Regions from separate parts of the Homo sapiens genome. Here region 1 is linked to region 2. Evidence: chromatin loops called from intact Hi-C (ENCODE). Cell type or tissue: psoas muscle. All regions are shown on one strand. Each heading gives the region's core, and the rest is flanking DNA. Links, peaks and the distances in the headings are about the cores only. Region 1 overlaps C6orf89 (chromosome 6 open reading frame 89). Region 2 overlaps MTCH1 (mitochondrial carrier 1).

Region 1 (16,271 bases), core at 2,869-10,868, 51 kb before region 2:
GACCTTGTATCTACCCAAAATTACAAAATTAGCCAGGCGTGGTGGCACACGCCTGTAGTTCCAGCTACTCAGGAAGCTGAGTTGGGAGGATCTCTTGAGCCCAGGAATTTGAGGCTGCAGTGAGCTATGACTGCACCGCTGCACTCCAGCCTGGGCAATGAAGCGAGACCCTGTCTCTAAAATCACTGAATTAAAAATTTTTAAAGCCATGCGCGATGGCTCACGCCTGTAATCCCAGCACTTGGGGAGGTCAAGGCGGGCAGATCACCTGAGGTCAGGAGTTCGAGACCAGCCTGGCCAAGAGATGATGAAACCCCGTCTCTACTAAAAATAGAAAAAATTAGCCAGGCATGGTGGTGTGCACCTGTAATCCCAGCTACTCGGGAGGCTGAGGCAGGAGAATTGCTTGAACCTGGGAGGTGGAGGTTGCAGTGAGCCGAGATTGCGCCATTGCACTCCAGCTTGGGCAACAAGAGTGAAACTCCGTCTCAAAAAAAAAAAGAAAGAAAAAAAGAATTTTTAAAAGTATTGTAAACTATAGGCACAATGATGTTCAGCATCACTGGGGATTATTGAAAGGTTGAAGTTTTTAGGTTTACCTTCATAGCCCACTCAAATGATAGGTCAGTGTTTCCTAAACGATTCTTCAGATTACTCATGACCCCACAGGTGGGACCAGAAGGCCTTTGAAAAGACCCTTGGCAAGTAGGGTCTCGAGTCAGTCGACTTTGGGAAATGCCTGTCTTGTTGATGCATAGTACATTATTAGTGTATCAAAGATGTTGAAAAGCCTTGGGGAAACCTAGTGTTTCTCAGGCTTACTTGGCCATGGAACCTATTTTCTTTGGAATATCTTACAGGACACTACTGTTTGCCAAACCCAATTTGGGCAATGCTGGTTTAGGTTTAGGTTAATCTGGATGTTCTGTAATGAAACCACATTATAGATAGACACAGGAAAATTGGCTAGTAGGTCTTGTGTCCCCTCGGAATCCATTCTGTCTTCTTGCTGTAAAAGCTGAGACTTGATGCCCAACAGCAGCCTCATCTAGAGCATCCTGCCTTTGTAAGCCTGCTGAATTGTGATTCACAGTTCCCTGGGTGAGGGGTGGTGATAAAGCATTTAAAGAGGACTGATAATAACTAGGAATACTTATGCTAGGAAGTGCCAGAAGACTTTCAGAGCAATTTGTCTTTAAGCCAGGTGTAGTGGCCCACACCTGTAATCTCAGCACTCTGGGAGGCTGAGGCAGGAGAATCACTTGAGCCCAGGAGTTCAAGACCAGCCTGGGCAATATAGTGAGACCCCTATCTCTTAAAAAATAAAAAAGGAAAGAAAAAGAAAAAAAAGGAAACTAAATTAAATAGAAAAAGATTTGTCTTTGACTCTGCAGTGCACCCTGAGGGCCAGCTCTGGCAGACCTGCCTTGCTCGTGCCCACAGGTGTGCCCACCCTCTGACATTTACATGCCTTCCTCTTGCTATTTCCCCTCAAGGCTATGTCGACACCACCCACTGGAAGGTCTACGTTATAGCCAGAGGGGTCCAGCCTTTGGTCATCTGCGATGGAACCGCTTTCTCAGAACTGTAGGAAATAGAACTGTGCACAGGAACAGCTTCCAGAGCCGAAAACCAGGTTGAAAGGGGAAAAATAAAAACAAAAACGATGAAACTGCTTTCTGGGGGTTGGTTACTTAGTTACCTGCCCTTTGCATGCATGTGTGAACCAGCTGTGAGCTGCAAGGCAGTGGCCAGAGCCTCGCCCTCCTGACTCTTCCTGCAGGTGGCTCAGGAAGGATTCAGCCTGGCCACTTGGCTAGGACTCTGCCAGCACCCATCTGAGACTGACCTCTTCCGGGCCTTTGGACACTATGACCTTGATGCTGCCCTTCAGGCAGGAAACAGGGCTGGTGCCTTTCTTCACCTGCATGGCCAGCTTCCTTCCCTGGCAGTGGAGAGGGCAGCCAACAGGTTCTAATGTCAGAGCCATCCTTTACCAGGTGGGCCTGCTTGTCCCTGTCTTGCCTGCCACATCACTCTACTTTTTGGAAGGCCATGGCTGATTAAAGAAGTTCTTGTAGTTTCCCAAGCAAAGTGGAATCTAGAAACAGTGAAAAAAGTTCAGATAACTTTGAATTGCATTCAAGAAGTACACTTCTTTCCCATTGTCCGTGGCTCTTGGAGTCTCCGTGATGCCAGGCTAGAGTCTGATTATATAATAATTCAAAATGGTAACTCCCAAGGTAATGCTTTCTTCCATTTCATCAGGTTCTTTTATCCCCACTGCACCCCCTCCCCTTCTCCCTTGCCTATCTGGATGGCTTCTCAGAAGCTCGGCCCTAGTCCTCCCTGCCTTGGCGGGGCCAGAGCCCACTACTGCTGAGGCAGCACTGCTCTCGTCAGCTGTGTTGCCTTTACCAAGTGTCTTCAGAGGGTTATGAGTTAGAGTAGCTGGCCTGGGGAGAGGGTGCCTCCCTGGGTTTGATCTTTAGGGTCTGACTTTCTGCAGAGAAGATGTTTTACAGATGTGTCAAAGCTGATGTAATGTGGTTGGGGGAGGAAATCCAGACCCAAAGTGTTTGTCAGCTGGGTGTACAACTGCCTATGTGATCCTCTGTCTTAAAATGATTTCTGTCTGTGCTGCGAAACAAAGACAAGGTGAGGTGTTTTTCTTTTTTGTAATAATATAAAGCTGTGTGTTTCTGATTGGATGATTCACTATGTGCATTGTTTTCTCCTAAGTGCTTTTAGTAGGTAGCAATCAAATGGTGTAAATAAGGATGTTCTTTTCCTGTTCCTTTTATTTTTTTCTCTCTTTATTATTCTTTTATTGACACCACTAGATAGCTGGCCACTGGTCATGCCATTGCCAAGATGAAGAAAAAGCAAACTACACTTTGGCCTCTGGTTCTGAATTGCAGAAATCAAAGGATGCAGTAGGTGTCTATGTCAGAATTATGGATCAGAGGCAGACAATGACGAGTGAAGATGGTTGTGAAGCCCTCTTCATTCCTGGAGGAGCCTGCATCTCATCTCTCAGGCCCTCTTTCTCTGTGGGTCTCATGAACAGCAGTGGGGACCATTGAGCACTTGAATGGCCTGTTTGTCTATGGGCTTGCAAAGGACAAGCAGAGTTCACAGAGCTCAGGATAGAAACATCAGAGCCTCCTCCACGGGCTTCAGTGAAACTCCGATGAACTGTACCTGAGGGAATTTTTTCTTAATCAACCCCTTGTGTGGATGAATACAGGAACAACAAAACTTGTGTACGTATGAAAGTCATGTTGTTAAGCAGTTATGATTTAAGAGGTTTTAAGTCAGAGGGATCATCTGGAGGCCGGCTTTGTGCAAGCTTTTACAGCCTTCTGCAGTGTCCTTACCCTGGCTGTACATGGGGAAGGGCTATGTGTAAACAAGTGCTTTAGAGGCCTCTGAGAGTTTTTAAAAATCAGACCCATTAACAAAAGAGAGGGTTTCTTAGGAACAAAGCAACTATTTTGATTACTGAGATCTCTGTTTTGTTTCTGTGAGTTACTCTGTATTCCTTTCCCCATTTCACTCTTGCCCTTCACATCTTAAATGTCCATAAGAAACCCTTGCATGTGTTGGTATTCTGAGGCATCCCGTGGGAAAGTCCCCTAAGTCCCATTTTGTACTTCAACAAAAAATGACTGTAGCAGAAGATAAGTGGAGACTTTTATGGATATACTACTCATTTTACTTAAAATCTACCCAGTTCAGACTTGAATGTAAACTTGTATTAGGGGAAAATTCTCCAAAGAGGGTTTTCTACATACACAGAAGCAGTTCAACTTCTCAAGTTAATTTTGATAAGCAGAATCTACTACTGGCCAGAGCGACAGGAGTGGCTAGGGGTTGCCAGCCAGTCCCTTTCTGATGATCAAGGCCCTGCACAGCAGGATGCCACAGGATGCCCCTGCCATCTAGCTGGAAGCATCAAAAGTCCCTCTGTATGACCCGGTGTGGGAAAGAGGGTTGTCAGGATGAGAAAGTGGGGCTGCAGGGTGACGATAAGACCACCTAACCAACTCCCCACCTCCACCACCACAATAAGAACAAAACTGTAGGGCTCTAAAGAGAGGGGGTGGTTTACAAGTTTATTGAGCATTTACTAGGAAGTGACATGGCGATGACCTCTGTACATGAGTTAGGTTCACTTTCATGTGGCCTCCCACTACAGAGATGCGTATGCCCAGAAGTCAGCTCTCTGAGGAGACAGGCTACTTTGGCCCCAGTTTGAAGCATTCTGTCCAAATGTCCTGAGCTCTCCAGCAGTCAAGTAGTGAATGGATACCATACTTATTATGGTTGATGAAAAAAGGCAGAGCTTATCCTCAATTTTTTTTAGGGAAGAGAAGGAATAAAATAAAAGTGGTTCAAGCTGGGCATGGTGGCTCACACCTGTAATTGCAGCACTTTGGGAGGCTGAGGCAGGCAGATCACTTGAGGTCAGGAGTTCAAGACCAGCCTGGCCAACAGGGTGAAACCCCATCTCTACTAAAAATACAAAAATTACCCAGGCGTGATGGTGGGCGCCTGTAATCCCAGCTACACAGGAAGCTGAGGCAGGAAAATTGCTTGAACCGGGGAGGCGGAGATTGCAGTGAGCCAAGATTGTGCCACTTCATTCCAGCCTGGGCGACAGAGCGAAACTCTGTCAAAGGAAAGGAAAGAAAAGAAAAAAAAAAAGAGAGAGAGAAAAGAAGAGGGGAGGGGAGGGAAAGGGAAGGGAGGGGAGGGGAGGAGAGGAGAGCAGATTGGGGGGGCTCATGTTCTGAGAGAAAGGAATAATAGCATTTGTCTAGTACATTCCAGTTTACAAAGTGCCTGATATACATGATCTCCTTTAATCTTCACCCAATCCTGTAAAGTAGGTGTTAGATCCCCATTTTGCAAGTAAATAAGTGGAGGCTTAGAGCAGTTAACCGCTGGCAGGTAGGTAGCTGGTTCCATAGCACATCATTTTCCTGCGGCATCACGGCATGGTGCCGAAGAAGACAGCTGTGGATGTCGTTGACTCAGATGTGCCTCCGTTGGGGTGGGAGAACCCAGGGATGGGGGTCAGCAAGCCAGGAACTCCGCAGGGTTTGTTTTTAAAACTCTGCTGGACAGAAGTGGAGGAGGAAAGAATCTAACCATATGACTTTTATAAAAATCCTTTCACTTTTCCCCTCCCCATTTGAAAACTCTTTTTAAGAGTGAATGTAGCTGAAACACAACTGTGTCCAGCCATTTTCCTGTCTCCACATTCTTCCAGATGTGTGACAGAGGAGGGACTCTGCTCAATTCCAGTTGTGGGTCCCCTTGGAGTTTACATCACTTGTTTTTCAATTCTTGGTTTTCTGTTCCCTTCTACCAAAACCCAGCATAGGACTCAGTGTACACTTACTTTAAAACAAAAACTCACATTTCTTAGCTGCAGGTGATGGCCTCAGTCATTTTAATACAGCCTGGAATGAGTTTGCTTATTACCCAGTCACTTTCGTAGTGAATGTTCAAACCCCAAAGCAAATGTTTGCATCTCCTTGTCCATAAAGGAGAAAGCCAGGTTATAGGAGAAAGAGAGAGAAAGGCGCATGTCTGTTTGCACAGAGAGAGGCAATTTTGTCTACCTTTCGAGAATCAGTTATAAACAGAAGGGCCTCTTAGGATTTTGAGCTCTCCTGACAATGAAGGAAAAGCTCTCTTGAGTATACAAGTTCCACACTCATTACCTTTCAGTGGTGACCCATCACCCACTACAATTTGTTGAAGGAAGGGAGTGTCAGAGATATGCTTTAAAGTTGTACTTTAGGCTGAAATTCTCTCTGTATTTGGACCTGCAGATGTTGTGTACAGAACCGATGCATGGCAGGGTCAGGAAGCTAGGAGAGTGAAGGCGCTTGTGGAGACAGCTCTGTAGCAAATGAAACACGGAAGCCTCCGGGAATGTGTTTGTGTCACCAGCAGCAGGCATTTCCCTGTCCTCCCCACCCCCAGTCTCCACATCCCCAGCAGCCTCTTCCAGAAGCATGTCAGGGAGACGGACAGGTGCTCTCCTTCTCGTGCACCACATCCAAGTCCACCCACCGTGGACGCAGTGTGACTAAATGCTGGCCTTGAAGAGAAACCCTCAGCCAGCTTGTCTGTTGTCCAGGTCCCTCAGTGTCTCTGGTTTCCCTGCCCTGCATAATTTAAGCATTAGTGCCAAATACATCTGTCATATTCCTCTCCCTGGAGACTGCGAAATGTCCAGACTTTTTCAGACTAGTGGAGGGAAGGAATGTTACATAACTAAGTGGAGGCCTGGAACTGTCAGGATTTGACAGGGCTGGACCAGAGACCCTTCCGCCTCTGCCTAGTGTGTCTGTCAGGCAGGCAGCAGCCATCAATCCAAGAATGAGCCATGGCGGCAAGCACTGTGTGGAGAAAGGAACCCAGCCGAGGTCTGAGTTTCAGACAGAAACTGGGGAGTTGGGACATCTTCTCTGTGCCAGGCTTCATTGACACCATCGCTCCCCACAGCAGCTCCTTGGGGCAGGGGGCTCACCTGTGCAGCCACCCTTACTCACAGTAGCATCCCATTCTTCACACTGCAACCCCCCAGCACTGTGGACCCTTCCAGGGAGGTGACAGGAGCCAGCAGACACATGACATTCCCAGAAAGCCCCATCTTATCCAGACAGGCTTCCCTCCATACTTCTTTCCACAGTTTTACCCTCAGAAAAATGTTGGCTGCAGTCTTCCCTTCCTTCACCTCCACCCTGGGGAAGGGTCAGTAACCAATGCCGAGGGTCGGGGAAGGAGGAGTCACAGGCAAGACAGGGACTCAGCGCAGTGCTCCCGCCATCATCGGGGACAGGTGCCAGGGTCAGCTGCAGCTCTCCTTCCGGGAGCAGGGTGTGGTGGCCCTGGATGGTCCCAGGGAGCAGAGGGAGGCAGGCAGCTGTCACAGCCACAGCGGCTCTGAATGGCTTGAGCTTTTAGTATGTGTTCAAGTGCAGGATACTACAAACTGGTAAAGACTTCCACCATGTGAAGAATGTATGTAAATTAAAGTTTATTGTAATGAAGGTTTTTACTTTTTGCAATTAAAAGTGTTGGTTGATAAGAACTTTCCTCTTGTTGGTGTCATTCTTTAATTTCCAGTTTTCTCTTGTTTCCCCTTCTCCCATGACATGAGAGACTTCTAGCCATATCTCGCTCATGAGGCCGGCCTGTGGGGCTCCTCTGTGCCCGCCTGGCTTTGGTCTCTACCATTTGCACCCAGCACTGTCCTTGCATTCACAGCCTCCACTTTCTCCGCACCCCAGACGTTACCCACAGCGGCTTCTCATCTGCTATTCCCATGAATTCTCAAATCTCAGTCCCCCTGTTAATACCCTCCCCTGTCTGTGCACTTCACCCAGAATGCAGGTGAGCCCCTGGACGCCTTTTTTTTTCTCACCAGCTTGCTGCACACAGCCCAGATGCCCTCCCAGTGATGCCTCACCCACGGCGTCCTTGGTTCTCGCAGGACGGCCAGGCATGTGTGCGGGACTCCAGGCCCCTTGCTGGCTCACCCCAGCTGCCCCCAGATGACAGGCTGCTCTCAGCACTTAGTTAACTCGGTGGATTTCAGTCAGACATTTTTGTGTGTGTTCATTTTTTAGCCATTATATATATATATACTTTCATATAAATGCATAAATATGACCATTTTTTATATGCTGTTAAGTGTCCTCCTGTTTAATTTTTCTCTGTTACTTGCTGCCCCTTCCTCTTCCCCATGTTACCCCACCCCTTTTCCTAGTCAGGTAACTGTGATATATACACAGCCATACTCTGCCGTGTATTTTTCCATAATTTCCTCCATGCTCTCTAATCATAAACAAGGTTTTGTTACTGCTTTACCGAAAATGGGATCATATTACAGGCCCTTTCTTTGTCCTGCTTTTCTTACTCAACTCCTCACAGAGTTCTCTTCAGGTCAGCTGGTAGGGCTCCAGTCCCTTCTTCTTGATGGTTAATACTCCGTGGCGTGGGTGTGCTGTCATTTATTCTGCTGTTGTCTTATTGATGGTAAGTCACATCCTGTTAAATGATTAGTCGGGCTATAAGTCAAGAAGTCTGGAGTCCACTTTAAAATACTTGTTTTTACAAAATGTCCATTCTTGTTTGTTCCAACCCTAATATATTTTATTCAGGAATAAGATATATTATTCCTTTCCACAATTCTGTTCATTTACCTGCTTGAAAACTGGAATTCAGCCCTCCCCAAAAACGGGGCGGGGGGTAAGGGCTTGATTCCCTGTTAAAACATGATGAGATAGCCTGTTTTCAGTCCCCTTCTTTCTCCACCCCACTATAGCATTTGATACTGACTTGTGGAGAACCCGTCCCTCCCTCCCTTGGCCTCTGTGGTACTCACTACCCCTTCCTGGACCTCTTCTTCCTACTCTGTCTCCTTTGTAGGATCGTCCTCTTCTGCCTGTCTCTGAAATTTTGGTCTCTCCTATGGTTCTGCCTGCAGTTTCTCCCTGGGATATCTCAACTCCATGCTTCACCCTCCAGCCATGGGCAGATCACCTCCAGTCTATGCTCAGCCCACACCTCTCACTTGAGCAGTAGCCCTGTGCATCCACGTGATGGGAGGTCATCTCTGCCAACTCCAAAGCACCTCTACATCACCATGTCCAAAAAGTCTATGGCAGCCGCAAGGGGTTCCTCTCCTTTTTCTTAGCCTCTACTTCTGACCAGGACCAAGCTCAGGACAATCCTGCCTCCTTATCACATATCGAGCTCCACTGCTGCTGTCTCTGTCTAAGAGCTTGCTTCACTCTTAGACTCTGCCAGTAATTACCTCACTGGTTTCTCGCCGCACATTCCCCATCCCAATTCACCATCCATGTAGCTGCCCTGATGTCTGGTCACCTCCCTTCCTTGCTCCTCAGTGACTCTCCATTGCCCACAGGAGAAGTCCTGGCCACCACTCCAGCCTCATCTCCTTTGCTTCCCCTTCTCATCTCCTGTGCCCCTCCTCTACTGGACCATCCTAATTCCTGGAAACGTCCAGGCTGGGGTTTTTGTTGTTTGTTAATTTTTGGAGCAGTTCTAGGTTCACAGCAAAATTGAATGGAAAGTACGGCGAGTTCCCATATATCCCCTGTTCCCGCATGTGCACAGCCTCCCCCACTATCAGCATCCCTACCAGAGTGGTGCATTTGTTACAGTCAATGAACCTACGTTGACAGGTCATTATCGCCTGAAGTCTATAGTTTATATTAGGTTCACTTCACTGTTGGTGTTTTACATCCTATATGGGTTTGGACAAATGTATGTTGTCCTGTGTTATATGTCTGCCATTATAGTATCATACAGAGTAGTTTCACTGCCCTAAAAATCCTCTATGCTCTATCTGATCATCCCTCTCTCCCCACTAACCCCTGGCAACCACAGATCTTTTACTGTCTCCATAGTTTTGCCTTTTCCAGAATGTTCAAATAGTTGGAATCATACAGCCTGTAGCCTTTTTAGACTGGCTTCTTCCACTTAGTAATAGGCACATAAGTTTCCTCAACATCTTTTCATGGCTCAATAGTTCATTTCTTTTTAGTGCCAAATAATAGTCCATGGTCTGGATATACCAGAATTTATGTATCCATCTACTGAAGGACATATTGTTTGCTTCCCAAGTTTTGGCAATTGTAAATAAAGCTACTAAAACCATTCATGCGCAGGTTTTTGTGTGGACAGAAGTTTTCAGTTCATATAACTAAATACAAAGGAGTACAATAATTGGATCATATGGTAAGAGTATGTTTAGCTTTTTTTTTTTTTTTTTTTTTTTTTTTTTTGAGATGGAATCTTGCTCTGCCACCCAGGCTGGAGTGCAGTGGTGCAATCTCAGTTCACTGCAAGCTCCACCTCCTGGGTTCACACCATTCTCCTGCCTCAGCCTTCTGAGTAGCTGGGACTACAGGCACCCGCCACCACGCCCGGCTCATTTTTTGTATTTTCAGTAGAGACGGGGTTTCACCGTGTTAGCCAGGATGGTCTCGCTCTCCTGACCTCATGATCTGCCCGCCTCGGCCTCCCAAAGTGCTGGGATTACAGGTGTGAGCCACCGCACCCGGCCTAAGTATGTTTAGCTTTTTATGAAACCATTGAATTGTCTTCCATAGTGGCTGTACCATTTTACAGTCCTACCAGCAATGAGAGTTCCTGTTGCTCCACAGCCTCACCAGCATGTGTCAGTGTTTTGGATTTGGGCCATTCTAATAGGTTTGTAACACCTTACTGCTTTAATTTGCAATTCCCTAATGACATACGATGTTGAACATGTTTTCTTATTTACCATCTATATATCATTTTTGGTGAGGATTCCAGATCTTTTGCTCATTTTTTTTTTATTATAGTCTGGTTGGTTGTTTTCTTACTATTGAGTTTTAAGAGTTCTGTGGCTTGTCTTCTCATTTCTTGACATTGTCTTTTCCAGAGCAGAAGTTTTTAATTTCAGCAAAGTCCAGCTTATCATTGGTTTCTTCATGGATGATGCCTTTGGTGTTGTATCTAAAAGGTCACCTCTATAACCAAGGTCATCTAGGGCCTTCTCCTGTGTTAACTTCTAAGAGTTTTATACTTTTACATTTTATACTCACATTTAGATTCATTCTGAGCGAATTTTTATGGAAGGTATAAGGTCTATGTCTAGATTCATTTTTTGCATGTTAATGTCCAGTTGTTCTAGCATATTGCCTTTGCTCCTCTGTCAAAAATCAACACTTTGGCTGGGTGCGGTGGCTCACACCTGTAACCCCAGCACTTTGGGAGGCCAAGGCGGGCAGATCACGAAGTCAGGAGTTTGAGACCAGCCTGGCCAACATGGTGAAACCCCATCTCTACTAAAAATACAAAAATTAGCTGGGCATGGTGGCGGGCACCTGGAATCCCAGCTACCCGGGAGGCTGCAGCAGGAGAGGCATTTGAACTTGGGAGGTGGAGGTTGCAGTGAGCTGAGATCGAGCCATTGCACTCCAGCCTGGGCAACATGGCGAGACTCCATCTCAAAAAACAAAAAAAAAAAATCAGTATCTTTATGTGGATCTGTTTCTAGGCTCTCTCTCTCGTGGTCTTTTGATATATTTGTCTGTTCTTTTGCTGATAGGACGCTGTCTCGATCACTATAGCTTTATAGTAAATATTGAAGTCAGAGTGGTGTCAGTCTTCTACCTTGTTCTTCTTCAGTATTAAGTTGGATATTCTGAGTCTTTTGCTTCTTCATTTAAACATTAGAATCCGTTTATTGATATCCACAAAATAGCTTGTGTTTGATTTTGATTGGGATTGCATTGAATCCATAGATCAAATTGCATCCAGGCGGTTTTAATTAGAAGTTATAATTCCTAGCCCATGATGTTTTTGAAATTCAGTATGAATTTTTGCTTAGTTTGAATTCCATCTTATTACTGCACATTCCTGTGACATGACACATGTCCTTTAGGCTTTCTTACTAAATCAAACTGACAAGCCTCTAGACACCATGCTGAAGACAGACATTTCACCAATCTTATTTTTTCAGAATAATGACTCTATTATTTTTTTTAAAATAATACATTCTTATTATAAAGAACTGAAGACAGTTTGGGTGATCTTATGGAAACCTCCACTCAGTGCCAGGTGCGGTAGCTTACAGCTGTAATCCCAGTGCTTTGGGAGGCCAAGGGGAGAGACCGAGAGTTTGAGACCTACCTGGGCAACATAGTAAGACCCTGTCTGTACAAAAAAAAAAAAAAAAAAAAAGAAAAATTTAATTAGCTGGGTGTGGTGACGCACACCTGTAGTCCCAGCCTCAGCCTCATCGCTTGAACCCAGGAGGTTGAGACTGCAGTGAGCCATGATTGCAACACTGCACTCCAGCCCAGGCAACAGAGCGAGACCTTGTCTCTTAAAAACAAAAAACCAAAAACCACCCAGAGATAACTACTAACATTAGGTGAACAGCATTCTAGGTATGTCTAAGGTATTTCTAGGTAGAATGCTAAATAGAAATGCTTATATTAAAATGCTATTTTAAAAAGAAAAGTTCTGAATCTAATTTTATGTGAATCTAACAGGAGAAAAAGAAACTGAAGTAGATGTTTCTTCCCCACAAAAATTAGTAGTTCCCAAAAGATCTCCCTGAAGTTAATATTATGAGAAACATTAAGAAACTAGAATTGTTCTTAATAAGGTTTCCTTTTTAGATGGCATAATCCAAGGCTCTAAAGATAAGGAAATAGCTTGCTCTTTCTCCTCAATTTGTTTATTCCTATATTGATTTTGTTTTTAAAGTCTATGCATTTCCTTCTGCTCTGAAACCTTAATTCTCACCACAGTCTTTTTTTCTTTCTTTTTGAAACAAAGTCTCACTATGTTGTTCTCACCAGCCTCAAAGAATCCTCCAGCCTTAGTTTCTCAAGTAGCTGGGACTTCATTTTATTTTATTTTTATTTATTTTTTTGAGGTAGAATCTCACTTTGTCACCTAGGCTGGAGTGCAATGGCACAATCTCAGCTCACTGCAGCTCTGCCTCCCGGGTTTGAGCGATTCTCCTGCCTCAGTCTCCTGAGTAGCTGGGATTACAGGCAAACACCATCGCACCTGGCTAATTTTTGTATTTTTAGTAGAGACGGGGTTTCACCCTGTTGGCCAGGCTGGTCTTGAACTCCTGAGCTCAGGTGATCTGCCCACCTCAGCCTCCCAAAGTGCTGGGATTACAGATGTGAGCCACCCCGCCCGGCCTTCATTTTATATTTAAACTGATTTTGTGGCTCACCACCAGTATTTTTGCCATTGCTTCTTCATTTCTGAGTTGTTATTTTTAAACTCTTGATTGAAGTCCAGCCACAGTGGCTCATGCCTGTAATCCCAGCACTTTGGGAGGTCTGGGCGGGCAGATCATTTAAGTTCAGGAGTTCGAGACCAACCTGGCCAACATGGCAAAACCCCATCTCTATAAAAAATACAAAAATTAGCTGGGCGTGGAGGCAGGCGCCTGTAATCCCAGCTATTTGGGAGACTGAGGCAGGAGAATAGCTTGAACCCAGGAGGCGGAGGTTGCAAAGAGCAGAGATCACACCACTGCACTCCAGCCTGGGCAACAGAGCGAGATTCCGTCTCAATAAACAAACAAACAAACAAACAAACTCTTGATTGGCTGAATTGCACCGTTAGGAATGACTCAGGAATGGCTCATGAGTTCTGTATTTTCTGCGTTAGGGAATGTTTCTGTGGTCTTTATAGTTGTGCACACCTTGGCTGAATAAAATATTCTTGCATCACACCTTCTTTTGCTCAGAATTTGGATATATTTCTCCATTGTCATCTGGTGTTGACTGTTGGTAGGGACAACACTGAGGCCAGCCGAAGAGTCCCATCTAAGAGGATACCCTCTAACGAGATATTCCCTTGGCTTTTTCTTTCTTTTTTTTCTTTCTTTTCTTCCTTTCTCTTTCTCTTTTTAAATCTATATGTCTGAATAGTTCTTTCTTGTTCTTTATCAGTTTTTCCTGGAACAAAGTGTGCTTTTTAGAGGTGCAATTCTATTCTTCATTCTAGGGAAGATGTCTTGTATTTTCTTGATGAATACTTTTTCTTTTTCATGTGTTAGGTTTTCTGTTTTAAATTCTATTTTTATTCTTTTTTTCATTGTCTTGATATTTTTTATACCTTTCATAGCTATCTCTCTTTTTAATGCATGTCTCTTTTCTCTTCATTCACCATGATTATCTCAGGCCTTTCCTTGATATCAGATTGATTTTTAGCCATATCTGTTCATTTTCTTGCTATTTCTCATGTATGAGTTTTGAAGAAGTGCCGTCAGTTTCTTTCCTTGTTATTTCATCTGTTTCAGCTTTGAGTGCCTACTTTCTTGAATTCATGTTTTTTTTACATTTTTCTATAGCTGAGACTACTACTGGGAATTTTTTTTCCTGTTCCTTGGATTACATTTTCTTCTGGACTTGGCTCTCATCAATCACATGCATGTTCCTTCCTTTCACTGTTTTCCTTTCATATGTTTGTGTATCTGCCATGTCATTTCTTTTATATGTTTTGTACTTCTGCCTCTGGCCAGACGTTTTGTTTGCTTCTGTAAAATATGAGTACATTATTAATTCCAAAAGTATCTGTAGCCACTACTTAGATTTAACAAATGTTAACATTTTACTGTATTTTAAAAGCATTGCTTCATGCAACCCATTTAGTACTTGCCATGAAACGCCCCCATCTTTACTCTGTTGTAACTGAGGTATCTCCTCAACAGGTAAACAACTGAAACTGTACTTCCCTTCCTGACCTCCAGTTGACTTTCCCTTTCTTCACTCTGTGCTAATCAGGAGCTAAGATTTTCTTAACCACCTACCATTTTCTATCTTCACTTTTTTTTTTTTAATCCTTATTTTTCACCCCCACTAAGGAAAATTACTGAGAACCAAGTTAGCAAAAACCTAGCAAATGGGCTGGGCTTGGTGGCTCATGCCTGTAATCCCAGCACTTTGGGAGGCTGAGGTGGGTGGATCACCTGAGGTTGGGAGTTCAAGACCAGCCTGACTAACATGGAGAAACCCCATCTCTACTAAAAATACAAAAGTAGCCGGGTGTGGTGGAGCATGCCTGTAATCCCAGCTACTCGGGAGGCTGAGGCAGGAGAATTGTGTGAACCCGGGAGGTGGAGGTTGTGAAGAGCCGAGATCGCTCCATTGCACTCCAGCGTGGGTAACGAGCGAAACTCCATCTCAAAAAAAAACAAAAAAAAACAAAAAAAAAAACCTAGCAAATATAAGAAACACAGCACTAATCTAAAAACCAACTTGATAACCCCTTCCTTTTCAGCCACTCAGGCACATACCCAGACACAGAGCCACTTGCTCTTCAGGAGCCCACCCACCAACGTGGAGGCCTGGGGACTTGGGAACCCGAAGCCTCATTACAAATCCCAGCTCTGGCATACCAGGAGAGTGACTTTGGAGGGTTCTGCCAATCCCTCTGCTCCTTGGTTTCCTCACCCCTAAATCAATGCAGCAAATAAATGCCATCTTCAAGGGGTCAGCGTAAAGATACGTGAGACGGTGTGGACGAAGTGCCCAGCTCTGTCCCAGCACAGAGCAGATACTTGACGCTGGGCTGCTGTCCCCTTTCCCTCTTATCATCAGCCTCCATCCCCCAGTGTTTGCTTCTGCCCTCCTCTGTGGACAGCCCTCCTCCAAGCCACCAATGGCAGAGCTGGACTAGACCCAGAAGATTCTCTGACCACCCCCTTCTTCCTTATGAATAGGGAAGAAGCTGAGGCCCATAGCTGGTGGCTGAATGAGGAGAACTCACCCAGTTTTCTCTTCAGTGTGTGGAAACACCATCCGCGTCTGCTGCCTGACCCCCTCATAGTCCTCTCCTTACCCCATTCCATCCTGAACCCTCTGTAAAAATCACCCAGAGGATATCCACACAGCCCCAAGCTTAACCCTTATCCTCTTTGCTGACAACTCCCAGCATTCAATGCTTTTCTTCACCTGTTTGGCCTAGGTTTGAGGGATGAGGACACAGCTCATTCATTTGGTTGCACCCATGCCTAGTTCCTTCTAGAGGCTGGGCCCTGAGGTGCTCTCTGGAGGTGCTCTGTTTCCCTCCTGCCATCTGGTTCCCTCAGGCAGCTCACAGGAGTGGAGGCAGCCACATTCTCCTTCCACTAACACAGATCCCTTTTTGGCTGAGGACAAAACTGAGGCTGTACAGCCCTAACTGCATGCTCAGGAGGCCTCGGAGAGAACTGTCCTGGCCCAGAAGATACTGCTCAGCTCCCAGCCACCCCACACCCTCTGTGCCTGCCAGTCTCCAGGCATCCCAAGTCCAGAGCAGAGCAAAGCATCAAGGGCTGTGCGTGATGGGCTTTTGTCCAGATGTCCAACTTTGGGCCAGAAAGGAAGATGGTCCCGGCCCCCTAAGGTTTTATAATCTTGTTGAGACACAGGGGCAAGTGTAAGGTGCATTGTAAGAGCTACATATTGGGAAGTAAGATGCTAAGAATTAAACCAAAAAATGATACAAAATGATTCCGAACAGAGATATAGAAAGTCACCTTAAGAAATGATTCCAAGATTCAGTGGTCAGAATGGAGCTACAGCACAGAGGAATGTTAAAGACAGTGCCCATCAGAAGACGGGGACGGTGGCCACCAATGGAAGCCCAGAAAGGGGAAACCTCATGGGCAGAGGCTGGCAGTGGCCATCTGATTGGGAGACAGTACCCCGGGGTGG
Region 2 (16,271 bases), core at 7,065-15,064:
GTGGCCACGTGCCAGGGGACCACACCCTATGTACAAAGCAGGAGAATGATGCTCCCAGCTGAGCTGCAGGATGGGCGCTGGGCTGACTGGAGGGGTAGACGGGGTGGGGTCTGACCCCATTAGCCTTTCCCCATCCAACCTGGGCCCCCATAAGCCATTCTCTGGCCCTCTGCACAAGACAGACTCAGCAAATCTGCGAGGTATGGGGATTCTGCCAACTCCCCACCTCGCCTCACCTTCCCTAGGTCTGCCGGGTGACCCAATCCACTGGGTGCAGCCCCACCCCCGCTCAACCCCACATCTGGACAGACACATGGCAAATATGGAACTGAAGCCCGGCTGGGCTGGAGCACATCTGGTTGTTGTTGGGTTGGAGTCGTCTTGCAGGTGTCCCAAGGTGGTCAGGCCTCACCCACGGTGGCCAGGTTGAGACCGTGTTTTTTAGATGATTCAGGTTACTCCAGGGCAAAGCATGATCCTGATGACACCCGGCGGAAAAGCAGGCTGGAGCCTCGGAAGAGCTGGCCCTGGACCAGAAGGAAAAGTAAGGTGAGTGAAAGGGAGGCCACGCTTCCTTGTCCCTCCGAGAGGAAGGCCAGTGTCAGGCAAAGAAGGGTCCAGGAGCTCAAAGACCCAGCTCCGGGGTGGACGGCCTCGGCCTACATCCCTGGAGGGCAGAATCTGCCTGTGTTGAAGCAGAAGGGAGCGGTTCATTTCCTGCCCAGGGGTGTCTTTGGGGCTACTCTGTAGGAGAGCCCTAGAGAGGAGGCTCATTGCCCCTCTTGCTTCAGAGCCCAAGTGGTCTAGGACTCTTTCAGTGCTCATAGGGAGGACGAGACACACTCACGCTGACCAGGGCCACTGGGAAGAACTGCGGCTCTCCTCCCTGCTTCCCTCCCATCTGTCCTCTTCTCAGCCTCGAGGCCACTCAGAGTTCTGGCTCCCTCCGGGCCACTGCCCCATTTCACTGCGAGGCAAATCAAGGCCAGGAAAAGGCAAGGTTCTGCCCTCGGCCAAAGCCTGGACCCCTGACTGCTGGGCCCAAGAGCTCCAGCTACGGAGAGGTAGCTTCGGTACAGAACACGAGAACCCAAGGTTGGTACTGCTGCCAGTTCCCCACGTGGCCCAGCCCCACCCACAGGCTCTCCTGGGCCCAGGAATGTCCTGCAGGAGGGAGGAGTCGGTTTCCAATGCCAGCCGCCCTAACAACCCAGGAACTCAGCTCAACTGGTTACAGACCTCGAATTTTCAGCCCATGTTACTTGAAGGAGAAGCAGTTCTTGGGCTTTACCACCTGCCACCTGGGCCAGAGTTCTCTTATCCTTATCCTAAGAGTCTTTAAGACTCAAAGAAGAAAAGGTCTTGTCTGATGTATAATCTTAAAATAAACCCACACTTAGCCACCTCAAATCCTTTCTGAAATTATGTAAGATGAAAACTTAAATGCCTTATAGATACCAAGTATCTCCTCACAATATTGAATTCCATGAAACCACTTATCTTTGCATGCAATGAAGCATCCACAAAACCATTTCAGCTGAAGGATGTAGCAAAGAACAGGAAAGGCCTCCGCCGTCCAGTGCTTGCTCACCTGCACACTCAGGTACTTCCAGCAGTGAATCCAGGATTTGAACACTGGGGAGTAAGGGGGGAGCCCAGCTTGCAGCCTGCCGGAGAAGGAGAGTGTAGATGCAGAGAACAGTGGAAGACAGCCAGCCACGGGAAAGCCACTTCAAGAAGGAATGCCTTCAGGCTACCACCCATCCACACCCTGACCCCTGACACCACAGTTTACCCCAGGGGGTGCTGGGAAATCCCAGCGGAAGCCAGGGTGCCTGGCAGGCCAAGCCTACACACAGAGCAGGTGGGAGGGGGCAGAGTGCTGGAAGGGCTCGGTGGGTCTCCCCCACCCCACAGCCTTGGTAGGTAGAGTGGCAAGTAGAGGGGCGCACACCTACCCGCAGTTGTTCACAGCCATGAGGTCGCCAACTAGCAGGAAGGGGTAGGTCAGCATGCTCACTGCAATCTGAAACCCAGAGAGGCCTGAGTGCCAGTGACCCACCCCGGCCCAGGGAGCAGGGACACACCACGCCAACACCCTGTACCAAGACCTGCCTCCAGCCATTACCAGGGTTGGCCTCCTAGGCCCCGCTTGGGTCCGCAAGGCAGTGGGAAGGAAGGACAGCTGGCACAACTTACCCCCATCACGAACTTGGTATAGCTCCGGATGGCCAGGGCCTGGCTGAACTGAGGAGACAGAAGGGAAGAGTGGTTTGCCACAGGCACCTCAGGATGCAGACTTCAGCAACACATGCCCTCACCCCACCCTCTGTGCTGAGCTCCTCACAAGCACGCTGCACATGCCTTTCCTGTCAGCCCTCACAGTCACTGCCCAGAGAAGGCCTGGGGGGCAGAAACGGGGTAAGTGGACTGAAGGGAGTCCCGAGAAGGAGACCCGGTAAGAGGGATCAGCTGCCGCTGCCTGTGCAACCCACCGGACTGTGAGCCTCAAGGGCTGAGCCCGTGTCTGCCTGATCAACATCCAGGGCTTGGCACGCAGTCAGTGCTAAGACAGACATGCACCCTGAAACCCAAAGACGAATCCTGGCCTGTGGGGTGAGGTGAGGGCAAGTCCAGGCTTATCGCCACCTCCACCTCAGCAAGCTTTTCCCCCTTCAGACCCCAACTCCTCAAATCCTGCTTTGCTGAAGCAAACAGCTCCTAGTGAGGAAAGGTGACTCCCCCACCCTCAGCTTCCTGTGGAGCGGCCATCCCACCAGATCGATGGCCTGGGTTCTTGGTCAGAGATTTGCTCAGATGTCTGCTTGAGTGGCTTTGACAGCCCGGCAGCCTCACCTCGGCCTTTAAGCCACATACAGAAAAGCACTCGAAAAACACTTTAGACAAATCTGTTGACTGCTGTTGTTGCTGATGTAAGCACGGCAGCCTCTGGTCAGACAGCTGCCCACCTAGATGAGAAACCACTTAGCGGTGCACTCCTGGCCACCCTTGCTCTGTATGTGACAGCAGCAGCTTACCCACCCACAAGGCCCCCCGAGAAGGGGCAGAACTGCAGGAATGTACCACTGTGATTGCAGATGGGGTGGGTCTCTATGGAGCCACTTTAATTTGCTTACATCGAAAGGCCAGTGAAGACTCACCTGCCCAGGTCAAGTGGCCAGTCTCCCTGCAAGCAGAGGCTCCCATCTGGGATGGGGCACTCCTCACCACACAGAACAGACATGTACCACACACACACACATGCTGAACATGACCCCCTTCCCACCCAGGTGATTCTGGCAGACACGTCCCCAGGCCCTCCTAGCCTCCTGGGAGGGAAAGCCACTTCAAGAAGGAATGCCATCCTTCTTGAAGGTGATCCCCACTGTGAGAATGTCTGGACACTGCAATTCCCAGCCATCGCTGCTCCCTACCTCTTATCTTGGTTCAGGCAGAACCAGTCAACCCCTCAGGTACCTGGATGGCCTTCCTCAACAAGTGCTGTGTAGAAGGACCAGGCCTTCCTATGCCTGACCCGACCTGCTGAAAGGTCTATGTATACTAGGCTGTGTAGACCACAGCTAACAAAATAGGAGGGTGTATCGGACTGTACACTTCCTAGCAGATCTGAAAAAACTCAGAGGAATGCACCCTTGGCCTGGCCAGGGATCTAATTCCAGCCCTGTCAGTTCCAGCTGAGTGACTCTGGAGAGCCCAGAGCCTCTCCAGAATTTGTGATCTCTGGGTCTCGATTTCTGTATTGGTAAACGAACATTATACCTGCCCTGTTCCCTTCACAACTAGGATGCCGTCAGATCAAAGGCCATAACGTTCACAAAAGGGTTTTAAAAAGCAAAAGACGTGACACAAAGGTCAAGAGGTGATCACTATTAGCTGGTCTATCTTCTGACTTCCTGAGCCCTAGTTGGGTCACTGCCTCGGAGCAGCCTTAGATAAGCTGGGGTCTGTTTCTAAGGCGCCCAGGGACAAGCATTCCATTAATTCCTCCCAGGTCTGGGTACTAATCTGGAATCTCGCCTCTTGAGGCCGTTCTCCCCTTAGACAAAGATGACTCCAGGGATAATGAGAGGTCCTCTCTCACCCTCCCGGCCTGATGCTGAGAATCCCAGAATCCTTGAGTTTGTCCCAGACCCTGGGCATCAGCAGCACACGGAAAGAAGGACAAGTCCTTGTTCCAACCAACCTGGGAACCTGGATTCTGGTCGTTTCCCAGCCCCCCTGGGGTGTCACTCACGCTGTCATCCACCAGGTAGGCATTGATGAAGTGGGCCAGCAGGTTACAGCCCCACAAGAAAACCACATCGCCCAGGAGGTGAGGGATTAATCCACTAAAAAACAAGGTAAGCAGAGATGAGCAGGAGAGGGAGAGGAGCAGTTCCTGGGGGCTCCACACCCAGGAAGCAGGCAGGGATGTTCCGAGCTCAAAATCTTAGCATATCCAATGGCACAGCCTTAGAAAGGAGGCCTGCAGGGTCCAGCAGCTATGCACACTGGGAAGATAGTGCTCCTTTTCCCATGGGGAGGTGTTCTATGCCGCTTTGGATGCCATAAATTAGCTAATAGTCTCAAGCAGTTTTCAAACCACAGAAGCCAGGGATCAAGATGTGAATACTGCCAAATTTGGAATTTCCAAATGCAGATAATAAGAGTGCCGACGTGTTGGTAATTTTCTCCTGGCCTCTTTACCTAACCAACTCTCAGAAGACACACTGCTCAATGCATCTGTTCTCTTTGCCCCTGAAAATATTCTATCAAAAAGATTCTATGCAAGCATTTACAAGGAGGGCTAACTTTTTAAGTGATGGCCTTTAGGATAAACAGCTCTATAAACTGCTAAGGAAGGTTCCCCAAGATGCAGTGCTGAGGGCAAAAGGCCAGTTTGAGGTCAGTGAGTCCCATGTGCCTCTTGTGTTTTTTACAATGTGTTTGCTTGTTTAGGTACAGAGTGCCCTGGGAGGCTCGCCAGGAGAAGGATGGCTGTCTCCTGGGAGGAGAAGCAGAATTTTTGTTTTTGAATTAAAAAAAAAAATCTTATATTTGAAAAACTCAAAAGAATATATGTAATACATCTATGAAGAGTATTAATAAAAGGAACCTCTGTGAATGCAATTTCTAATCTTGTCGTCCCTGCCTGTGCTCAGATTGACTTTGTGCTATACCCTTTGGTGCTTTCTATGCACTGTAACATGTATGAGTATCACCTGTTCCAAAATCACATGGGGAGAAAGAACCCAAAGAGTAGGCATCTGTTGTGCGGGAATCCTATTCAAACACCAGAAGAGAACTACGCAGTGTGAAAAATGCCAGAGGTGGTCATGTGCAGTGTTTCAAGATGGGTGGCTGTTTCTGTAGAGCAGCCATTGGCTGGGGTCCCGGGGCTGCCCCTTTGGCAGGGCACATGGTCCCTGAGGGCCACAGATGCCCTGCACTTTGTCACCTCACATCCAACTTACTTCACCTCTAAAGAAAGCACATACTGAAAAGACTATGTTCAGAAAGAATAAAGCACAGACAGAACCCAGAAGCCAGGCTTGATGAGTTGTTTTTTGACTTGCTGTTTTAAGGTCTAGGCGGTGACATACATGCTGATAGGTATGTCACAAATGTTGGTTTGTTACCAGGTACATGTGCAAATATATGTATGTATAAATACTTACACATACATATATGTGTGTGTGTGAATATAAATCAGAGTTTCTCAACCTTGGCACTATTGACATTTTGGGCTGAATAATTTTTTTTTTCCCCAAGAGACAGGGTCTCACTCTATCACCCAGGCTGGAGTGCAGTGGTGCAATCATAGCTCACTGCAGTCTCCAACTCCTGGGCTCAAGCCATCCTCCCACCTCAGCCTCCCGGGTAGCTAGGACTACAGGTGCATGCCGCCACGGCCAACTAATTTTTAAAAACATTTTTGTAGAGACAGAAGTCTCACTATGTTGCTCAGGCTGGTCTTGAACTCCTGGCCTCAAGTAATCCTCCCGCCTTGGTCTCCTGACAGCTGCAGAAACCACTGAGACTAATCCCAACTAACTGGGATCACAGATGCAAGCAACGACACCTGACTGAATAAGTCTTTGTTGCGGGGCTGTCCTGTGTACTGTAGGATGTTTAGCAGCGTCTCTGGCCTCTACCCACTAGATGCCAGTTGTGACAACCACAAGATGTCTCCGGACACTGCCGATGTTCCCCGGGGAGCAAAATCACCTCCTGCTGAGAACCGTATATATATTTCTATATCATATACACACACATGCACCTACAAGTAGTCACTAATTGGTTAAACAAGGGGCCATAAATAAAAAACATCTCACAAACCGGAAAACCATGATATAAAGACTTCTTATGAATAATATGGAGCCCTGTATCTAGTACAGCGGATACTGTTGTATACCATGTGTCTACCACGTTTGTGACATACTTATCAGCATGTATGTCACTGCCTAGACCTTAAAACGGCAAATCAAAATACAACTCATCAAGCCTGGCTTCTGTCTGCACCTTATTCTTTCTGAACTTAGTCTTTTCAGTATGTGCTTTCTTTAGAGGTGAAGTACACTGGATGTGACGTGACGAAGTACAGGGTGTCTGCGGCCCTCGGAGACCATGTGCCCTGCCAAAGAAGCAGGTCCTGGGTCCTGGCCGATGGATGCTCTACAGAAAGAACCGCTCAGCAGGACAAGATTTTCTGGCTTTTCAAGAGATGCCAGACATGTGGATTTTTGTGCAACATATCTTAAATGTTAACGGCAACAACTAATTTGTCAGAAAAGCAATGTCAAACAGAATCCACTGGCTGTGGTCAGCCTGTGAGCTTCCAGAGCTCCACCCTCAGTCCAAGTCAGATTTTCAGTCATGTTTTAGCAGTGAGGCCAAGGACTATGCAGTGACTTAGCTCATGAAGACCAGCCCCACACCCACCACAACTGGATGAGGCCCAGTGGGGCTGGTCAGTTCATCTCCCCCATGTACTAGACACACAGTTCCACTTTTACATGAGCCATGGCCTGAAAAGGGCTAAGCAGCTTGGACACGCTATGGAGCTCTGGAGAGCTGGCTGCAGCACTCAGGCTAGGGCAGGGCCATGTAGTGAAGTCCCAGGCCAGCAGCTGCGGTCTGAGAGGTTGAGGACACACCTGTTAGCAGAGCCATGCCCGTGGCCAGTTATGGGGTGTATAAACTCACGTACACGAAGAATCCCAGCAGCCCTTCCTCTTTGAAAATCTTCCCAATGGAGCTCAGCACACCACTGTGAAGAAGGCAAGACAGAGATACAGGGTCATGCAGTCACCTACCAGAAGCCCACCCGTTGGTGTGGGGCTGAGCCCACCAGTTCTGCTCAAATCCAGCCAGTCCTGGCAGGGATGGGGAGGACTATTACCATGAAGAACCAAGTAGAAAGGCAAAGAGCGCTTGTTCAGGGTGAGGAGGAGTTTACACAGTTCATGGAGACTGGGGAAGCCCAACCACCCATGGGAGCAGCCCACTAGCAGTCCTCTACTGGTGTTTTCTGGGAGATAGGAGTTTAGGAATGCATCTCCTAACTTGGGCCACTGCTGCAGAGGCGGCAGGCCCTTCTCTTACCCGGCCCTCACACTTATCTCTGGTTAAACAACCCTCTAGCAGAGGAGCCCACAGGCCCGCCCAAGAGTAAGAGTAGGAGGGGGTAGTAAGCAAAGAGAAGTACTTTCCCAGAGGGCAGAGAAAGAATACAGGGCCCTGCAGGAGGAGGCACTGGAACCAGCCTAGGAGAAGACATCTGGCACTCCTCAGCAGGGAGCCGGGGACTCATGCCCTGGCCACTGCACCCTGTTAGAGATGAGAGGACAAGCTGGATGAGAGGACAGGCTGTGGGTTCTTGGGTGTGAAATGCCAAGGAAGCTCAATAACAACCTACTAACAGAGGGAGCCAGTGGAAGGCAAAGCCCTGGGTAGCCCCGGTCCCAGATCATCCCAGCCCTGCCAGGCCCGGCCCCACCACTCAGAACAGTGGTGGCCAGATTATACCCTTCTGGTCCCAACTACCAACCTCATAATCAGTCTAGGGGAATGGGCCAATTTCCCATTAATGACCCCAAAATGAGGCACCATGGCAGCTGAGCTTCCTGGGATGGTGGCCCCGCAGGACAGCTGCAAAAAACACCGACCCCAGGAAATGAGAATCTTAAGAGAGGAAGGGCAACCCAGGTGTGTCCTTCACACATGCCTCCAAGACCCACCTCCGTGTCAACACATATGCCCCTGGCACCTACCCAGGGCTGCACGCAGCAGATCTAGGTGAGGGTCTGGTACACAATGGAAGGGATGAGCCCCAAGCCCATGGGGTGGATGGCTTCTTCATAGGGGATAAAAAGAGCTATCAGCCTATGAGGGCCGGAAAAATCGTTAGAGCATTACTTCGGGAGTCCAAAAGGAGACCCCAGCTCAGTCCTAAGTGGCAGAATCAGCTCTGGGGCCAGAAATCCTAATCCAAGCTGACTACAATCCCACTCACCCCTCTGCAAAGGCATCTAGGCTCATCTAGGGCTGCCCTTGATAAGAGATGACGAAGAGAAAATGACCCTGGACAGACTATTGAAGCCACTGCCACATTCCTCAGAAGCCAGGCAGCAGGCTGAACTCACACAGCACTAGGGCAGAAAAGGTGCAGCAACCAATCCCAGCACGGCCTGCCCTGGCCGACTCTGAAAGGGTAACAGGGCCACTCTGCCAGTCCCAAGAGTTACCCACCTGTACTTGGCCTCCCGTCCCACAAACTGGACCATGCAGCGCATTGAGATGACTGAGGAAAAAAAAGAAAACACACACAGGTGATGTGGTGGGCCACACTTCATAATGCTCCAGCCACCGGGTGCCAGGTGCAGAGTGGCCACTGAACAACGTGGCCTATTCAGAGAGCAGGAGAGGAAGAGGGCCTTTCGGATTCCCTGTTACACCCCATGACCACAGCATGCCATTTCTACTGCCTGGGAAGAGCCCCACCTCCCTTTGGAAAGAATTCCAATCTCTCCTCAGTGAGGTGGGTTCCAGTAGAATACCCCCAACCCCACTACCACTTCCCAACAGGTCTACGGCTGTCTATGTACAGTCCACGAGGGGGCGCCCCTCACCCCACGCCCCCGACGCCAGCTTAGATACAGTCTCGGGGGAAGGGGGGTGGCTTACCATGCAGGGGGTGGGCCAACATGCGGGACACACACTGCATCATCATCTCGTAGGAGGTCTGGAAGAGAGCATGGGGTGGGGACTCGCCACCCTCGGCCTGTCTCTGGAACTGGCCCTCGAGGGGAGCTACAAGTGCTCAGGAGGGAGAAACCTGTCCCAGGGACTGCACATGGGGTCGGTCTGCCAAGGATGGCTCCACCTGTTGCCCACTCCCCAGTCCCCCACCCAGGAGTGCTGTCGGGTCCCAGGCTAGGCCCAACAATGGCTGAGAAGGCTTTCCGGGGTTCCCGGCACATCCAGGCCAGGGCTTCTTCCCTTACCATCCCACCCATGCATACACAAGGACCCAACTCTTCGACTTGTCAATGACCCGCCCAACTTGGGGGTGAGAAATCATCAGGCTCCCCTCCACGCACCTCTCCCTCTCCAACTCTCAACACCCACCTCCTTCACAACTTTCTTCAGGGAAGTCTTCATATCATCCTTGTTGGAAACCTGCTCAATCTCATCTGGAGGGAAAACCTGAAACAGAGAAGGGAAAGAACCAAGTTCAGCTACGCCTCTTCCATGGAACTCTTCGGGGACTTGGGCGGCAGGAACCAGCTCCAAATATTTCCTCTGCAGTGTCTATTGGCTGGGCCCACCTCAGGTAACCTCCAGGTCTGGAGCTTGGGGGGAAAAGAAAGCCACTATCTGGTGTCACAGCTGTGGGAAAGCAGAACTGTGGGGTGGGAGCTCCCCCATGGGGCTGGAGTGAAGCCCCCAATGGTCTGGGAAGGAGGAGGCAAGACCAGGGTAACTGGCTGCTGCAGGGGTGGCTGGGAGTATGAGGAAACCTCGGGCGACTGTTCCTGGCTTTGTGTGGGCTCACCTTCTTCATGCTACCCCGAGTCACAGTAGAGAGGGCGTTGGACATCAGCCGGGGACTCAGGCCTCGGAACAGCCCTATCTTACCATCCACTTGCACGATGTACTTGGCTGTAAGAAAACAGAGGTGGCAGAGGAGTCACACCCAGTTCAGGGGCACCCACTCCTGGGTCACACACACCCAGACCAGGCTCGGCTTGTCCTTCAGGTAACTGCTGACTACAGGCACAGAAGGTAACATCTGTCCAGGACCTGGAAGCAGTCAGGCCCTAACCCCCAAATGTCTTCTAGCCCATTTCTTTTAGTAAAAGCCTCAAAATGTATTTCTGACAAACAAGTTCATATATTTTCTTCCTTCCTTCCCTCCCTCCCTCCTTTTTTTTTTTTTTTTTTTTTTTGCTTTAAAAACTTTACTTGGCAAACTCAGCCATGATTTCTCAACTCAGCAACTTAAATGCTGCAACACAGAAAACAATTCTGTTACTTAAAAATTACATTTTTCTTGAGGAAAAGAAAATAGGAAAAACAGAGAAACTGCCCGCAGGGAATGATGAAGTCTTCAACCTAAAGGAGGGAAAAAGGAAAAGAAAGGGCTCCCAGAAGACAGGCTCAAGAACGCCCCCTGCACATGCCACGGCCAGGGCAGTCTCCACCCTGTCACTGTGCTACACCCAGGATACCACCTGGCACCAGATGGCATTGATTAGTCAAGGGAAAAACAAGTCTATGGAGAAGTAACTAAAACAGGAGCACCAATGAACAATTCCATAGAATAAACTTAAATGTTATGGAAGCTAGACCCTACCTGTGTGAGTTAGTGTTTCTTTCACTAGGGTCTGTCTTTCTAAGGATACGATTCATTGTTTTCTATCAACATTTTAAACATGTTTTAAATGGCAGGGTGGTATTTTTATAAACCTGTGCATCTGGAAGCTAGCAGAACATTCTCTCAGACAGCATGCTCCCCCTGTTAGACCATGACTTTAGCTCTCTGGCACCGCGCAGAGGCAGGAAGAAGCAAATATGCCTTTTGCTCCTCCGCAGATGTCTGCCAGCCCAGCAATTCAATGTCACAGCTAGCATGGGTTTTTCATGAGGCTGAGAACACCTGTTACCTGTATATGTGATTGCCTGAGATGAGGGTGGGCTGGAAGGAGAGGAGGAGGAGGGGAGGGGATGCTGGGTGACTTGGCAAGGAGCCCTCTTCACAGAGTGAACAGGCAAAAGGAAAATTTGCTTTGGGGGAGGGTGGATCCTAGTGAGGAGAGGGAGCCTCAGGACCTCTGTTTGTGATCCTGAGCAAAACATCGACCCTCTTCCATCTGCCCACCTGTAAAAAAAGAAGGAATAAGGACCGTCATTTCTCTCCATTTCTGAGAGAACTGAGGAACAAGTGAGAGCGGAGGGAGGCGTGCTGAAATGCCTGCAGGGGCCTCTGTGGGTCCCAGGGCCTCCCTCATTCTGGGTCTTTCTGCAGTGCCAGGAAACCCTCTGGGAAGTTCTTTCTTCTACACCAGAGAATGTCATGACAGCTGCAGTACTTTCAGCCATGACAAGTAGAGGAGCAGACACTGTCCACACTGTACCAGAGAGCCAAATGGCGGGTCCCCTCTCTGACTCCAGAGTAGGCCTGGTGTCCAGAGATCCCCAACAGACATCTGCTCACACCTAGATTAAAGCTACATTTATATAAACCAGGCTGGGGGCACACCTGAGAACTCTGCTCATCCTCAAAAGAGACAGTTAAGATGGGGGTCAAGTTCCCTCTGCTCTAAGTCCTTTTGGGAATGGCTGTGTCACATGAATAGAGATGATCTGGGCTCTAACCTCGCCTCTCAGAACACAGCACGTGCAACCAGATCCAGAAAAAGCCCCGTGCAGGGCCGCAGCCATCTGCCCCGGCTGCCTTACCTCTCTGTATACTGCCTCACTACACAATGGTGGGGTGCCTTCCTACTTCTGTCATTCCCCTCTCCACTACGCTGACAATTTTTAAGTAAAAAACAACACAAACACATTTCCTCACAAGATGACACATTCCACCTGGCCCTAGACTCTGCACTCAACAACACAGGGACAAAACTGGAAGAGAAATATGACACCCAATTCTGCCAACAGCATGTGAAATGGAAAAGGTAAGACAGAGGCCAAGCCCCAAGTTACTCAACAGAAAGATAGATTCTGGAGAATATTCTAGACAACCAAACAGGTAAGAGCAGAGGTGCAGGAAACTGGAGGGGATTTGCCTGCAATGGAACTCCAGCTGTGAACACGGAGAAAAAGGGCACATTTAAAGAAGGCCTTCATCATGGTCATCTGGTGAGGGTAGGGACTGGGAGAGGGACAGTGAGGGTGAACATGAAAAGGCCCTGGCCAGACGGCACCTGTGGGCCAGGTGATGGGCAGCAGAGGCAGCAAGGTGGGCTTCTTGATGACAGTTGGGGAGCTTGCAGGAAGGCCTGGGCAGGAGAAGCTGACCTTACTTTGCAGACAAGGGGTGCAGCCAGGCCACAGCAGGTAAGTGGCCCACCCAAACTCACGCAGCACACAGAAGTGAAGCTGCAATTCACTGCACACCATTCTGTAACCAACAGATGGAGACACCAGAGTGAGTGAGCACCACTCACTGCCTGAGGAATGCAGGGGAAACAAGACACCCAGGTGGGATAAAAGAAAAAAACTCAAGAGGACCCCCCGGGCCTCCTGCTGGAGTAGCAGGGCCAGGCTGCTCACAGGACAAAAGGAAATCACCCCCACGCATGTTCCAGGCACAACCCGGGGCAGCAGAAATAATAGGGACCAGTGTCCTAGATTGGCTCCTCTCTCAGGCACCTGTGTCTGTCCCCTCCTGCTGTCTGGGCTGGCAGCTGGCAGCTACAGGCAGAGGAGCTGGACCAAAGCTGTATGGTTCACCTGCTCGCACCCCGACACCATGTCCTCTCTGTACACGCTTAGATCCCCTCCTCCATGCCAGCTCGACTGCGTGCCATGCTGCGCAGTGAGTTCCCCGGGGCCAGCTGGTCCTGCTCCCCACCTGAGGCCTCTTTTCTGTTGGTGTGGGCTTTCCTGCTTGGGAGGCACACTCACCGTAGGTGAAGAAGCTCGGCAGATAGAGGACCTTCCTCCCCAGCACATTGGTCCCAAGGGTGGGGGGCATCGGCTCATGACCCACCTTCAGAATTAACAAAGACAAAGGGACGCTCAGAGTCTCGTGGTGATTCAGCCTCACCACCTCTCCTCACACCTCTTGCCCCCTTTGCTTAACTCTTCTCCCACAAATTCTAATGTGGCTCTTGTTCATGTTTTCCCCATCAAAGCATACCAGAAAGCTCGTCAGTGTCTCTAACCATTGGCAGCACGTAAACTCCCAATCAACAGAAATGCCTGGTCCCAGACACTGTCCAACCACAATCCAAGTCACACCCACACCCCAACATTCTTACATTCAAATCCCAAATATTCCCAGTAGAGAAACCTCCATTTGTATGTACTGCAAACCCTACTCCCATCTCAGAACAAATCTCAGTTATTCTCATCTCCAGATGAAAAACTTCATTCCAACCTCAATTCCAAATGTGGCAATAAGAAAATACATCATACCCAAACCTCAGACAGGTCAGCCATTAAGTCATCTATTCCAAAGTGCACCCCAAACTCAAATTTCTTACCAAATCTACTGCAGACACCTCCATGTCTATTCCTCCCATTCCCAGGCTTAGCAAACTGTTACCTCAAATTCCAGCTACTCCTCAAACATATCCTTAGCTGCGTTCTCACCTCAATCACCCTACATCCCTGTGACAAAACGACCCCCTCATTTCTGTAGGGCTATGATAGTTCTTGCTGTACAGATGCTTCTTATATCTGAAATATTTATTTATTTATTTTTTTTTTTGAGATGGAGTTTCACTCTTGTTGCCCAGGATGGAGTGCAATGGCGTGCTCTCAGCTCACCGCAACCTCCACCTCCTCCACCTCCCGGGTTCAAGTGATTCTCCTACCCCAGCCTCCCAAGTAGCTGGGAATACAAGCACCCGCCACCATACCCGGCAAATTTTTTGTATTTTTAGTAGAGACGGGGTTTCTCCATGTTGGTCAGGCTGGTCTCGAACTCCCGACCTCAGGTGATCCACCCGCCTCGGCCTCCCAAAGTGCTGGGATTACAGGCATGAGCCACTGCGCCCAGCCTGAAATATTTATTAAACCCGCGGGTGGGTGAAGGACCATCCATATCCATGTGAGGAGCAGGAAGTCTCTGTCGAGGGGTGAGAGCCCCTGCTGCCAGGGAGGAGGCAAGGTGTCAAGGAGACCAGCACCTAGGTGGGGAGTGAGAAGGCTCCTTCCTCCCTTGGCAAGGGGCCAGGATACCAGCCCTGTGCCCTCTAAGCAGGCCAGCTGGGCCCATGGACCAGAGCGATTCCTCTGACATGTGGGAGAGGATTTGGCCTGCAGCTGTGGGAGGCAGTAGAAGTGGCAAGTTAGAAAGCGCTACCTTGTAAACTGGATTAGGTATGCTTCCAGTGCTTTTTGGGATCAACCCTGTCCCCTTTTGCCTTTATCAAGCAAGTGCTTTTCAAAGTTCAGGCTATCTCCTATGGATCTGATTCTGAGATGCCTAACAGATTAATGATTGTAAATTTAAAAACTCCTCTATGATGGGGACTGTCTTTAAAAGAAAAAAATTTTGACCCAGTGGAGCAAAGGAGGAAAGGGGTGAGTCAGCTGACCCAGGCAGTGAGTACTTCCCTTCTAGACCTTTTCCCTTCTGGGTTAAAAGCTCCAAGGTTGTTCTGAATTAAGTTTTGTCTTGATCTGTGTTCTCTTAAATACAGGTGGTATTCCTTTATTCCTCCACTCCAAATCGCCACAACTGCTCTTTTGCTGTCCTTATCCAGTTTAGTCAACACTATTTGGGAGTCCCACTGACCCCAATTTCATACTTAAATTTGTAACGTTATCCCATATCCCCATGGCTCCCAAATCTGTTGAATCTATTTTCTTAACTTCTATTGGGTTATCATAGGCACACTGGCTGTATCTCACCCCCATTCCTCCTGCCTTCAAGTTTTAATTATTTGTTCCCAAGTCATTAAACCCAATTTCAACCTCAAATCTGTTAACCCAGTCCTAACTACGGCAAATGCTGTGGCCCTATATCAGATACCAGCAGGGACAGTCTGTCATCTTAAAATCTCCGACTCCCAAACCTGACAGCCACATGCACTAATCTAAGGCACTGCATTCTTACGCACCTAATCTAGACAATCCCCAAATCTGTCACTCCACTCCTGACACCCCCACTCCCAGTAATTTGCCTTTCTGCAAGTTATTACTCTGATTCCCAAACTATACCCATTGAAGATCTTACCCTAATATATGTTACACTCAACACCAGCTGGGTTCAAATCAGACAGGCACCTCTGGTCCTTCAACAGGGCTCATCCATCCTTACCTGCCCACCATCTAGTTCTTCTCACGCTTTGGTGTCCTTCATTCCCCCATTCCCTTCCCAAACCACCCTCATTTCAATGTTCTTTCAAACCAGATCTGCCATCATCCAAATGATGAAGCCACTTCTTCATTTCCCTCACACTGAGCCCTTGTGCTCCAGTATCCTTCACTCCACAGACTCTCCCACCTGTGCCCTAAAATCCTAGCCCTCACTCAGTCTCATTCCATCAGTTTCCAGAACCCTCACTTCTCAGGTCCAAAGCACCAATTTATCTCCCAAACTTCAAGTTCAACTGCTGTAAATACAATCTTAACCCTGTAAGACAGCCCTCATTCCCAAATCACAACCAAATGCCAGTCTGGTCTACACCTTCCGCCATCAACAATTTTCAAATCTGTCACAATTAGGGTCTAGTCAGGCACCTTGATGCCCCTGACTGAATCTCCTCATTCCTTGTCATATTCCTGGTCACACCCACAAATCTATTACCATTCCTCGGATCCCAGATTTCAATTACTCTCATTCTCAAGGCCTTCTCATTCCAGTTGTATTTTGCATTCTCTCGGTTCAATTATAAAGATGGTAAAATCTGACACCCACCTGCCTCAACTCAAATCTTGGATGGGTCTCCAATTCAATTTTTACCTTCCTCCCCCCAAGCTTCTTAACTGGAAAATTCTGGCCTAATGACCCCCATCAAAACTGTACCCATCCCAGCCACACCCACCTAATTCTCACACCTCCACACGCCCTTCATTCCAGCTCA

What was found. A loop is a pair of places that touch in the nucleus more often than their neighbours do. Peaks named below come from ENCODE experiments on the same cell type or tissue, not always from the same donor. Only the 100,000 strongest peaks of a DNase experiment are listed, where the experiment ranks them.
Region 1: it touches region 2 in a loop (1.9-fold over the local background); 29 of 110 quality-filtered maps call a loop at or near these places.

The regions. Positions count from the first base shown.
Region 1 is chr6:36,921,851-36,938,121 of GRCh38, forward strand. It overlaps C6orf89 (chromosome 6 open reading frame 89), which reads left to right. Exons shown (of 9, transcript NM_001286635.2): 9 at 1,497-7,114. The coding sequence ends at 1,591. Among named protein-coding and RNA genes, the nearest start is that of PI16, 25 kb to the right of the region's middle. In psoas muscle, for the core only: no CTCF peak of the experiment used is centred there; DNase peaks (open chromatin) are centred at 6,061, 6,381, 6,891 and 7,511; H3K4me3 peaks cover 932 bases; H3K27ac peaks cover 3,661 bases.
Region 2 is chr6:36,968,448-36,984,718 of GRCh38, forward strand. It overlaps MTCH1 (mitochondrial carrier 1), which reads right to left. Exons shown (of 12, transcript NM_001271641.2): 2 at 13,141-13,225; 3 at 10,058-10,164; 4 at 9,631-9,708; 5 at 9,187-9,244; 6 at 8,752-8,803; 7 at 7,211-7,270; 8 at 4,205-4,349; 9 at 2,200-2,247; 10 at 1,959-2,026; 11 at 1,592-1,667; 12 at 1-527. The coding sequence ends at 456. Among named protein-coding and RNA genes, the nearest start is that of MTCH1, 9.6 kb to the right of the region's middle. RefSeq lists an enhancer at 12,281-12,881. In psoas muscle, for the core only: CTCF peaks have their summits at 9,062, 11,039 and 12,669 (motif pointing right); a DNase peak (open chromatin) is centred at 11,064; H3K27ac peaks cover 1,968 bases.